Linked DNA regions of Homo sapiens: region 2 is linked to region 1. A link is an interaction called in ENCODE POLR2A ChIA-PET data of the cell type or tissue named here. Cell type or tissue: CD4-positive, alpha-beta T cell. All regions are shown on one strand. Links, peaks and the distances in the headings refer to the core of each region. The heading gives the core; the rest is flanking DNA. Region 1 overlaps GBP2 (guanylate binding protein 2). Region 2 has its middle 5.7 kb from the start of GBP5.

What was found. ChIA-PET counts read pairs that join two places held together with the same protein. Peaks named below come from ENCODE experiments on the same cell type or tissue, not always from the same donor. Only the 100,000 strongest peaks of a DNase experiment are listed, where the experiment ranks them.
Region 2: POLR2A ChIA-PET joins it to region 1 with 7 read pairs; 7 of 35 experiments call an interaction of 5 or more read pairs at or near these places.

Annotation. Positions count from the first base shown.
Region 1 is chr1:89,112,005-89,117,394 of GRCh38, forward strand. GBP2 (guanylate binding protein 2) reads right to left here. Exons shown (of 11, transcript NM_004120.5): 6 at 4,988-5,230; 7 at 2,012-2,292; 8 at 468-680. Among named protein-coding and RNA genes, the nearest start is that of GBP2, 11 kb to the right of the region's middle. In CD4-positive, alpha-beta T cell, for the core only: no CTCF peak of the experiment used is centred there; no DNase peak of the experiment used is centred there.
Region 2 is chr1:89,275,865-89,281,254 of GRCh38, forward strand. It overlaps the pseudogene LOC100421401. Among named protein-coding and RNA genes, the nearest start is that of GBP5, 5.7 kb to the left of the region's middle. In CD4-positive, alpha-beta T cell, for the core only: no CTCF peak of the experiment used is centred there; DNase peaks (open chromatin) are centred at 987, 2,057 and 3,237; H3K4me3 peaks cover 553 bases; H3K27ac peaks cover 3,527 bases.

The DNA.
Region 1 (5,390 bases), core at 311-5,310:
TTATAGAATTGCTCTGAGTATTAAATGAATAACGCTCTCAGCCCAGTTCCTGGAACACAGTAAGTGCAACATAAATGTTAACTGTTATTATTATTTGTTCATAAGCTATCATTTGCTAATTGCCTGTGTGTACTTTGACAGAGCTTGAACTTTTTTTTTTAACTGCCGTATCCCCAGCAACTTGACAAGTTCCTGGTATACAGTTAGGTCAAAATAAATAATTGTTGAATGACTAGATGAATAAATAAATGAGTCAATTCGATAAACCTCTTTTTGAGGGCTACATCTGTGCTTCTGAGGAGGAATTCCTGTTATGGTGGGCTCTCTTATTGAATGAATCAGTAAATGGAAAAATGAAAGGCAGAGGCCCTAGGCACCAGTTGCAGTGCCATTTACCTTCTTCCCAGTGGGCTTTAAAAGCATCCCCTCAGCGAGTCCCAAGAAATGGTACCCACCGTGTAGTTTACCTGTATCCCCTTCCTTGGCACCTGGTAGTACTTATTCTTCAGCTCCTGCAGCTTCTGAGTAAAGAGACGGTAACCTCCTGGTTTAGAAAATGTTCCCTGCTTGACATCTTCTTCTAAAGGGCCAAATATATCCTGAAGTAAAGCCATGCAACAATCTGATGATGCTTTGGAATTCTGCTTACAAAAGTCATCTCGCCTTGCTTCCAACTGGGCCTGTGAAGTGACAAAACAGCACAGATGTTTCAGTAAAGCCATGAGGAGGATGTTAACTATGTGGAGACTGGAAAATGCTTCTCCTTCAGAAATTGTGGCCCTCTAAATAGGGCCATGCTCCTCACATTGCTGTTAGATCCTAGAATATCCCTAAGTTGTGCTTATTGCAGAAATTTATCTACTTCTCTGTTTGTGATTTCCTAAAGCTCCTTTCTCCCAGTTTTCCTGTTTCAGAGAATGATTCTCAAAGCACATACACTATTTCATACGAAACTTTTATCTTTCCAAGTCTCTCATTTCAGGAATAGTTCTGAGCACAAACACTGGAGTCAGGCAGCCTGCCTGGAGTTCCCGGATACACTACACTGTGGCTTGTGACACTCAGTCTTTGTGAACTGAGGATTCCTTGTCTGTGCAGCAGAGGAACAATACCTATCTCACAGATTTCTCTGCAGGGTTATATGAGGTGATGTAAAGTATTAAGCCCGGGGACTTTTTAGAAGTGCTCAGTAAGGAGTACATGATTATTTAGTACATTCTTTAACATAAGAATATTTTTGTGTATTTTCTCAGCATAGGGCTAATGAAAGTAATGAAGATTGTGCCATAGGTATTTTCAGTATTTGGAAAGTCTCATAGAACAGCACATTTATCTACATTAAATCACTCAAGATAACTTAACTATGAAGCTTTCTCTTTCCTCCTTAGGTTGGAAGGGTGACAATTGCTGACATCGGCTATCTAGCTTCACCAGAACCTCTGACTGTAGCAACGTATCATTTATAAGATCCTGCCTTCCTAGCTAGGGAAAGGACTTTCATTTGTCAAGTGGTCATTCTGCATGCAAAAATACTTTGTTCACTTGGAATGAGGCAGACATTAAAAACATTCTCTAATAAAATTTATATAATTAATTTCTCTTTCTTGGCCTTCTGAATATTTTACCATTGGCTCACATTTAAAAAAATTATTAGGGTTATTTAAAAATAATTTAGTCCCCACTGATAATTACCAGGGAACATAAAAACAATGTATTTTTTAATTTAAAAGGACAAAATAAGTTAAAATAGTCTTTAACAATGCAGTTGTACCATCTACTTACTTTCTTAAAATATGGGACCCAGAGAGGAAAAACTAACAAAAGCAAATTTTAGTAAAAAATTAGGTGTCTTTTTTTAAAGGTCTAAGGCTATGCACATTCTAGTCTTTTAATGATTATTTCAAATATGTACACATAACTGAGTGTAACTATTTTGGGGTCTAGAAAGAATTATTTTCCCATGAAGGGCCCATATTTTTCTGCCTCTCATGACGTAGAACACCAAATATACCCCTAATTTCCTCTGGAACATTTGGTCCACATCCTTGAAAGAGTTCTTCATGAAGACTTCAATGGCCTCTCTCTCACTGTCCCTGTGCAGGTCCAGCAGCTCCTGGAGGGTTTCCGTGGGCAGCTGCACCTTCTGGCCCATCTGCTGTTCATAGTGGGCAATAGCCTTTTCCACTGCGGCTGAGTTCTCTATCTGGGCCAAGGCCAGGACTGCGTTCTCCATGCAGGGTAGATCCCCACTGCTGATGGCATTGACGTAGGTCAGCACCAGGCTCTCTAGACCTGCAAAAGGGAATTTTTAAAAAAATGTGACTATCAGTTGGTGGGACAGAATATTTTGTGTGCTTTTCAAGTGAGTGTCACAAATAATACTTTTAAATAAGTTTTGGATAAAGAATAGTAATGGAATAATTTGTTAACCTCTAATCACAGAGGAAATTGAAGTGGCTCTTTCCTATTTCCTTCACCCAAAAGGAAGATATTGAAATGAATAGGTTAGGATATTTTGGGGCTGAGATACTAGGTCAATGTGTTTTCTTACCTTTCTTTTCTCTCACCTCTCCCTCTATTCCCTTTCTCTCTTCACTACTAATTTATGAAAAAAGTCAATGAGAAAACTTAGCCTTTTTATTTTTATTAATTTTAGTGGTGCAGACCACTAGTCACTAGTCTGGTGTCTGGCTTAGGTAAATATGTCTTCTTAGATATTCTCTCATCAGAACTACAGATAGGATAATCAACTCATCGAGTTTGCCAGGGCTTTGCTGGGTGTAGCACTGAAAGTCTCACATGCCAGGAAAACCTCATCTTAGGCAAACTGGAGTGGTTGATCACACAACAAAAGATGATTCTTTTTGACTCAATCCTGGACCTTCTCATCTCTCTGCGGTTTTAAGTACCATCTGTATGGATGGCTGGTGTATTTTGTTTCCTGCTTTGACATTTCTTTTAAGCTTTGGATTAAAAATAAGTTTTGCACCTTATTTTTAATGCCTATCTTATATTCCTTACTGCATAAATCAGAAGAATCTCAATATTAAATAATCTAAATATCAAAACTTCATCCACTCTGAAAAACTATTTCTCCTCTTGATGCTACTATCTCATTAAATAACACAGCCATTCAAGCAATTGCTAAACTCGAAACGCTGGAGACAGGCTTGGCATTTCCTTCTTATTCCCTTCATAAATCCATATTCCCTCTATCAACAGGCCTTTTAGATTTAATATCCAAAGTATGTTCGGATCTTGTCCATTTTCACCATTTTCACTGTCATAATCTGAGACTAACCCAATGCCCATTTATGGCTCAACCACTGCAAATAGCATCCATCCTCTCATTCCCTCCCTTTCACTACTCCAACAAATTATCTACAAAATATTCAGAAAGATATGTATAAACATAAATTAGATAACCTTACCTCACTGCCAAAAATTCTTCAAGATCTTCTCTAGAGCTTAGACAAACTCTAATCTCCTCAAAGTCCTCTGCCAGTCCTTTCAAGACCTGACCCCTTTATACCCCTCCAATTATGACACCACTCTTATTCAGTCTTCTCTTGTTCCAATCGCCTGTCTTTCTTCTATTTTCGTTTAAAAAATTGAGATGGAATTCTGGTCTGTCACCCAAGCTGAAGTGCAGGGCATGATCATAGCTCACCATAGCCTTGAACTCCTGTGCTCATGCTGGGTCCTCCTGCCTCAGCCTCCTGAGTAGCTAGGACTCTGGGCAAGCACCACTGCACTTGGCTGATTTTTAATTTTTTCATAATGATGAGGTCTTGCTACTTTTCCCAGGCTGGTCTTAAACTTAAACTCCTGGGCTCAAGGAATTCTCCCACCTTGGCCTCCCAAAATGCTGGGATTACAGGCATTAGCCTCCTGTGTTCTATTTTCTTGAAGTTGCAAAGTTCTATCCTGCCCTATGCATTTCCACATTACATTATTTGCTATAAAGCTATTCCTCTATATGCTTTGGTTAGCTCTTAACCATTTATTTAATATATATATATATTGGAGACAGGGTCTCACTCTGTCTCCCAGGCTGGAGTGCGGTGGTGCAGTCTCCGCTCACTGCAACCTCTGCCTCCCAGGCTCAAGTGATCCTTCAGACTCAGCCAGCTGAGTAGCTGGGATTACAGGTGTTAGCCACCATGCCTGATTAATTTTTGTGTTTTTAGTAGAGGAAGGGTTTCCCCATGTTGCCCAGGCTGGTCTCAAACTCCTGAGCTCAAAGTGATTCACCCACCTCAGCCCCCCAAAGTTCTGGGATTATAGGCATTAGCCACCGTGCCCAGCCAACTCAATCATTTTTAAGTTCTCATCTTACAGGTGACTTTCACAGACAAGCATTCTCTCACACTCTAAATTATATCTCCCTGCCTCTCCCTTTACTCTTTCATAGCAGCCTATTATTTTTATGCATTGTGTTAACCACTATTTATCATTATACTTTTTTTTTTTTTTACTTTTTACAGAAGTATCTTTTGCTCCTATTATGCTGGAATGAGGATAAAAGTCACATTTCTTTTATCCATCATTATACTCAGTGGTTGGTACATTACATTATAGGCATTCCCTAAATATTTTAGAATTGCTGAACAAGAGAATTGTACTGCAGTTAGTTAGTGGCAAAGTCTCACTTACATATAGTATTTGCTTTTTTCTTTGTTGCTCAGTATATATATCCTGGATGTTTATTTGATAAAGAGGGAGCTGAGAAGTTGGTGGAGAAGTTTACCATAATAGAATTCAATTCTAGTTCTTTTCTTTTTTTATTCTCCTTGCAAGGAATATGAGATGATACTATAGCTTTAGTTTTCATGTAAAATTTATAATATGATTTTCATGTTGTATTTTCCTTGCCATCAATAGACTATGCATTTGTCAGAAGTGACCCTTATGCTTTCCATTTTATCCTCTACAATGGGCAGAAGGAGAAAGTCCAGGTAGGAAGTGGGTAGAGAGAGTGACTCACGAGGCCCATTGACTGGAATGCCACCTGAAAGAGTCTTGACATTGGAATGGCTGAGGATGTAGGAACAAAATTCTGCAACTTGTTCTATGAAATCAGGGTTCAGCTCTTCCTCCTTTAGCTGCTCTAGGTGAGCAAGGTACTTCTTAGGAGCGGGCCAATCGAAGACGAAGCACTTCCTCTTGGGGAAGAACTTTCGGATGCACAACCGAGGATCATTAAAGCTTTTACTTTTCTTATCAGTACCTACAGGAATGAAAATTAGAAGTAGTAAAACTTCAAATTAATTACTTCAAATATGATCTTTCAATTTTATAATTTTCACAAAGCCCATGTAAGGAGGAAATTTATTAGGAAGAAGAAATAAAAAATTAAAGGGGTAGAGAAAGGAAAGTCTCCAAGAAGA
Region 2 (5,390 bases), core at 146-5,145, 160 kb after region 1:
GGAAAGTCTAAGCTATAGTCCTCTTTGCTGCAACTGATTTTGTGATCCTAACTGATATTCAAGATCTTCTCCTCTATTACCCATTCTAGGTTTTGCTCATACTTGATCAGGAGTTCTCCTTGTCTAGGTTGCCTTCTCAGTGGAGAGAAACATTTCTTCATTTCTGAGAAACCAGAAGACCTATTTCTGTGCTTTAATAAGGCTGTAGTTACTTCCAGTGCATCTTAACAGGCCATGCAAGCACCAAGAGTATCCCAGGGAATCCTTTGAGTGCCAGCCATACTCCTCCCTGCTTCCATTATGTACTATTTCCTCACAGAAACCATAATCATTTAAGCTTGCCAGTAGATCAATCCTTTTAATTGCCTGCTGGCTTGTCTACAAACATGAAATTCATAAAATGACCAGGTGGCAGCTATAGTTTCAGATTTAGTAGAACTTTACTATGACCCCTGGTAGAAAAACTGCTTAACTTCACCCTGAGAACTGGCCCTCTAGTCCAGCAGACTAGACAATGGATCACAAATTCACAAATAATTCAACGGAGAATACTCCTACTTTAACGCTTTGGTTCCCAGGCTCATATATTCCAGCTAGCATATAATATCCTTTAGTTATCCAATTATATACTGCATATTGAATGACAGTCCCCAACCCCACAATGGTCTCTACTGGCCATTCCAGTTTTGTTAGGCTGGCAGCTTTTAGATGATGTATAAGGACTAGTGGATTCCATGGTTACATTCGCATTGTTGTGCCTCTTTACTGTAAAGTAAAACTTTCAAAACTTTCTCTAAGCTGATGTTTAGTAGGATTTTAGGACATTTAAACAGACACTGCAAGTCCTCGAATAGGTGCTGGCTGAACCACTCTCAACAGGGGAATATCCATACCCAGAATTTATGTCAATTTCAGTAAAAAAAAAAAAAAATCACAGACTCCTCCAAGGTGCAAAAGGACTGATTTGATCACCTTGACATCTAGTGGTCTGGTTGGTCTTCTTGAAGGGTGGTATTATACTGAAGGCTCAGTGTCAATTTTTGTTGTCTTTGGGCCAATATTTAACGTGTAGTGAGATTGGCCTTGGTGAGAGGAAGCCCAGGTTGATGGGTCCATGCAAAGATTTCATCCCTGCTACCGTATCTGTTCTGTGCAAACACTAGGTAGCTGAGGATAAAGCCTGGCTCAAATCTACTGGATAAGTCATTTTAGCCACCTGGTTTGTTCAGTGTCTCTCTAAAACCTATATACTCTGGTTGACATTGACTTAAGACATAAAGATCCACACACTTTATGCACTTATTCCTATAGATTTACCTACAGACCTGTTTATTTCTGATCCTACAATTGTGCCAAGGCCAACTACATAAACCATTCTCCACTGCTCAAGATTCTGTATATAGCCTTACTTCAGGCCACTTCTTCCTTTACACAAAATTGCTTACCTGTTAACTGTTTAAAATCTGTCCACAGAGAACATTTCACAACAATATTTTTGGGGGCCATCCCTAGCTGCAGCAGCAATGTATTTCAATTTGGTTTCTATAAATAATAGACATTGGAGACTACAGAAGATGGGTAGGTAGAAGTGGGGAGAGGGTTGAAAAGTTACCTATTAGGTACGATGTTCACTATATGGGTGATGGATACAGTAAAAGCCAAGATTCCACTGCTATACAATACAGGCATGTAAGAAATCTGCCTTTGTACTCCCCAAATCTATACTAATAAAATTTTTATGAATAAAAATAAACAAAAACTAATCCAACTAAAATTCTAACTATTGTAAAAATTAATTAGTATTAAAACTAAAAGTAAAGATATTTTCAGACAAAAAAGTAGGAAAACCCAAACACTGGAATTAGAACAGATAATTTTATGCCTGGAGTTATGCTCTCAGGTATGTTGAAAACTTCTTGTATACACTTTCAAAATTCCACTGGCCTCATATCTTACTACATCCTCTGCTGACATCACCATTTCAGCAGCTTTGCACAGGCATCACTGGGTTGGTGCTTCATATTTTCGATGCTTCTGCAGCTAGTATTCCAGCAAGAACTTGCTCAACACCTTTTCATGTACAACACAGAACTGTGAGAAAGTTATCATGCATGATAGAAGCCAATGAGGAAATGGCTTTCTTTCTTGTTTTCTGTGTGTTCCATTCTGACGTGCCTCTCATAACATGTTTTAGAGAACAGTGGTGAAATGGAATAGCGGTGACCCACAGTGGTGACCAAATCAATAACATTATTTCATTGGCCTATCCTCCTTTCCTGTTTTACTTCCCTGATCCTCTCTCCTGTTTCTTTATATTTTCTTTTAGGGTCATTTTTCTAAAGAAAACTCTTTTTAGCCAGGCCTTTCTCCCAGGCTCTGAATTTGGGAGAACATAGAATAAGACAGATGGTAATGGAGATCCTGGCACGCAACTCCACAGGGTTGGAATTTTAGAGTGAATCACTAATTGGCCAAAGATCCATAAAGTCTATACAGGCAGTAATAAGTGGAAAGATGGTAACTTCTTACATGTAGGTGAACTGGAATGAGACGCAAGTGGAAAATGAAGTGTTGGGTTAGGCTGTGGGCCTTTAAACGGTATATGGGTCTTTGGTAATTATAAGGATGTTAGAGTCAGCTGACATTTGTTAATTGCCTGAAAAAGCCATGGAAAAAGAAAATAATAAGCTATGAATGTTCCTTGGGGTCCCTAATCTGCCATGTAAGAAGTCCACCTACCCTAAGACTGTCATGCTGAAGAGACAAGACCAAATGTAAGCACTATAGTTGATATTCACAAATGGGCTCAAGCCTCTAACCATTGTCAACAAGGCCACAGTTATGTGAGTGAGGCCATCCCGGCCCACAAAATCAGTGCATCTGTTAACGAAATACCCAGGATCTGCAGCTGGAACCATTTGGAGTTAAAGCGTCACCCAGTCAAGCCTAACCTGAGTTTCTGACTGGCATAGTAATGAAATCATTGTATGTGTTATACAATATTGTAGTTAACTGCAATAAAATATTTTTTATTTAAAGCCACTAAATTTTGATGTATTTATAAGTAGCAATATGTAACCAGAGCATGGGTAAGTATAATTTACCTTGACCACAATAAGGAACTAGAGTTGTTTTTAATTTTTTGGAACACAGGGCATCGCTTGTTTTTTTCAAGCGATGAAACCACGGTAGCAGCAACCATAGGGCATCGCTTGGTTTTTCAAACGATGAAACCACAGTAGCAGCAACCACCACAGTTAAAAAAAAAATGAAGGTAACTTAAGGGTTTAAACTTCTTAGGGTGAGGTTTGGCTCAGTTTACAAACAAATTGCAACATCCAAAGTGCTGCCTGAGGATTAAAGAAATCTCAAATAAGTGGTGCTATGGTTTGAATGTATGTGTCCCTTCAAAATTTATACACTGTAACTTAATACTGAAAGTGATAGTATTAAGAGGTAGGCCTTTTAAGAAGTGATTACATCATGAGCACACCACCCTCACGAATAGGATTAGTGTTCTTATAAAAGAGGTTGAAAGGGGTGCCCTAATCCCTTTTGCCTTTTTCCTCATGTCAGGACACATACATTGCACCATCTTGGAAGCAGAGAGTGAGCCTTCACCAGACATCAGATCTGCTGGTGCCTTGATCTTGGACTCCCCAGCCTCTAAAACTGTGAAAAATAAATTTCTCTGATGTATAAATGACTTAGTCTGTGATATTTTGTTACAGCAGCATGGAAGGACTAAGATAAGTGGTATAAGAGGCAGATGAAAAAGGGATAAAAGACTACAAATTGGGTACAGTGTATACTGCTGTGGTGATGGGTGCCCCAAAATCTCACAAATCACCACTAAACAACTTACTCATGTAACCAAATACCACCTATTCCCCAAGAACTTATGTAAATAATTTTTCAATGACACATGCCATAAAAAACATTCAAACCCCTATAATTAAAGAGTTCAGATGTCTTCATAAAAACAATCAATCAAAGTCTCAAAATCTGCTCTTGTAAGCAGGAGATAGTTTTTCCTACTAACCTTTTGTTAAATCTCAACAATTCCCAGCTGATAAGACCTTGAAAGAGATTCTATGATGGGCTGTCCCACTGGAGAGGGCAAGTGGATTGAATGATATTATGAGTTGGACTGTACTAGCACTCCTTGTATACCACTTCAAATGTATCATGGATCTACTTCACACTCCAGGTTCTGTTATTGGAACCAGTCCTACATGGGCTGGGATAAGCTTCATGCTGATGAGCACTTTGCTTCAGTCCAGTGCCCTGTGGCATTTATTTCTTGCCATGAGGCTTTTCAGATCCTGCAGCACAGATCTCACACTAAAACACACTTAGCACTCATTCTCTCAAAAATTGAAACATAAGCCAAACTTTATCAATAAAAGATGAGAGCTGATGGATAAATTCTTTCCTTTCTCAACTTGTTGGGGGAATGGTTCTGAAATACATTCTGTAACATTTCTCAAGACTCCATTTGAATTGACATCTCTATCACAGCAGTGCTGAATTGATAACCCATTCTTTGATTGACTTTCCTTCCTTCCCTGTTTCATTCTATTTCTCATTTCTGCTCCGTAGAATCATATTCCCACTTAAGCCATCTACAAGCAAGCCTTTATTTTGGGCATTTCAGGCTATGCTTTGAGGGAAATTAAAGCTAGACAACCAGGAATTTATTATTTTATATATCAGAATACCAATATTAATCAAGTTTATTAAAGTGAACTTAGGGTATTCTTTTATTCCTACTCTACTTTCTGTTTGCAATTTATTTCACTTCTAGTAACAATTTGGATTCCATACTGGACATCTATGTACTTAGTTATCTAATTATATATATATTATATATATATAATTTTAATATATAATATATATAATTATAATATATTATTTATAATATAATTATATATATGTAATATATATAAAGTGACACCTCTACTTTTAAAATAGACCCAGACTCTGACCACTTTTTGGCCCCTTTCCTGCCACCTTTCCAGTATGTCACCATTATCTCTCATTGAGATGATTACAGGAAACGCCAATATGACTCTCTGCTTCTATTCTTTCTCTATTTCAGCATTTTGTGTGGTTCTTTTTACATCATAAGTTAGATAACGTAATTGCAATGCCCCAAATTTCCCAATGACTTGTAAATCTTTAAAAGATCCTTAAAAACGAAAGTCTTAATATTGGCTTAATAAATCTTTCTCCTAACCTCTTCTGCACCTCACTTCCTACTGCATGCTGCTGCCTTCTTGCTGTTCCTTGACAGGATTTGTCCTGTCCAAGATGTTGCACATGCTATTCATAGTACTTACAAAACTCTTCCTTCAGATATATACTGCTACTCACTCTCTTCTTTCAAA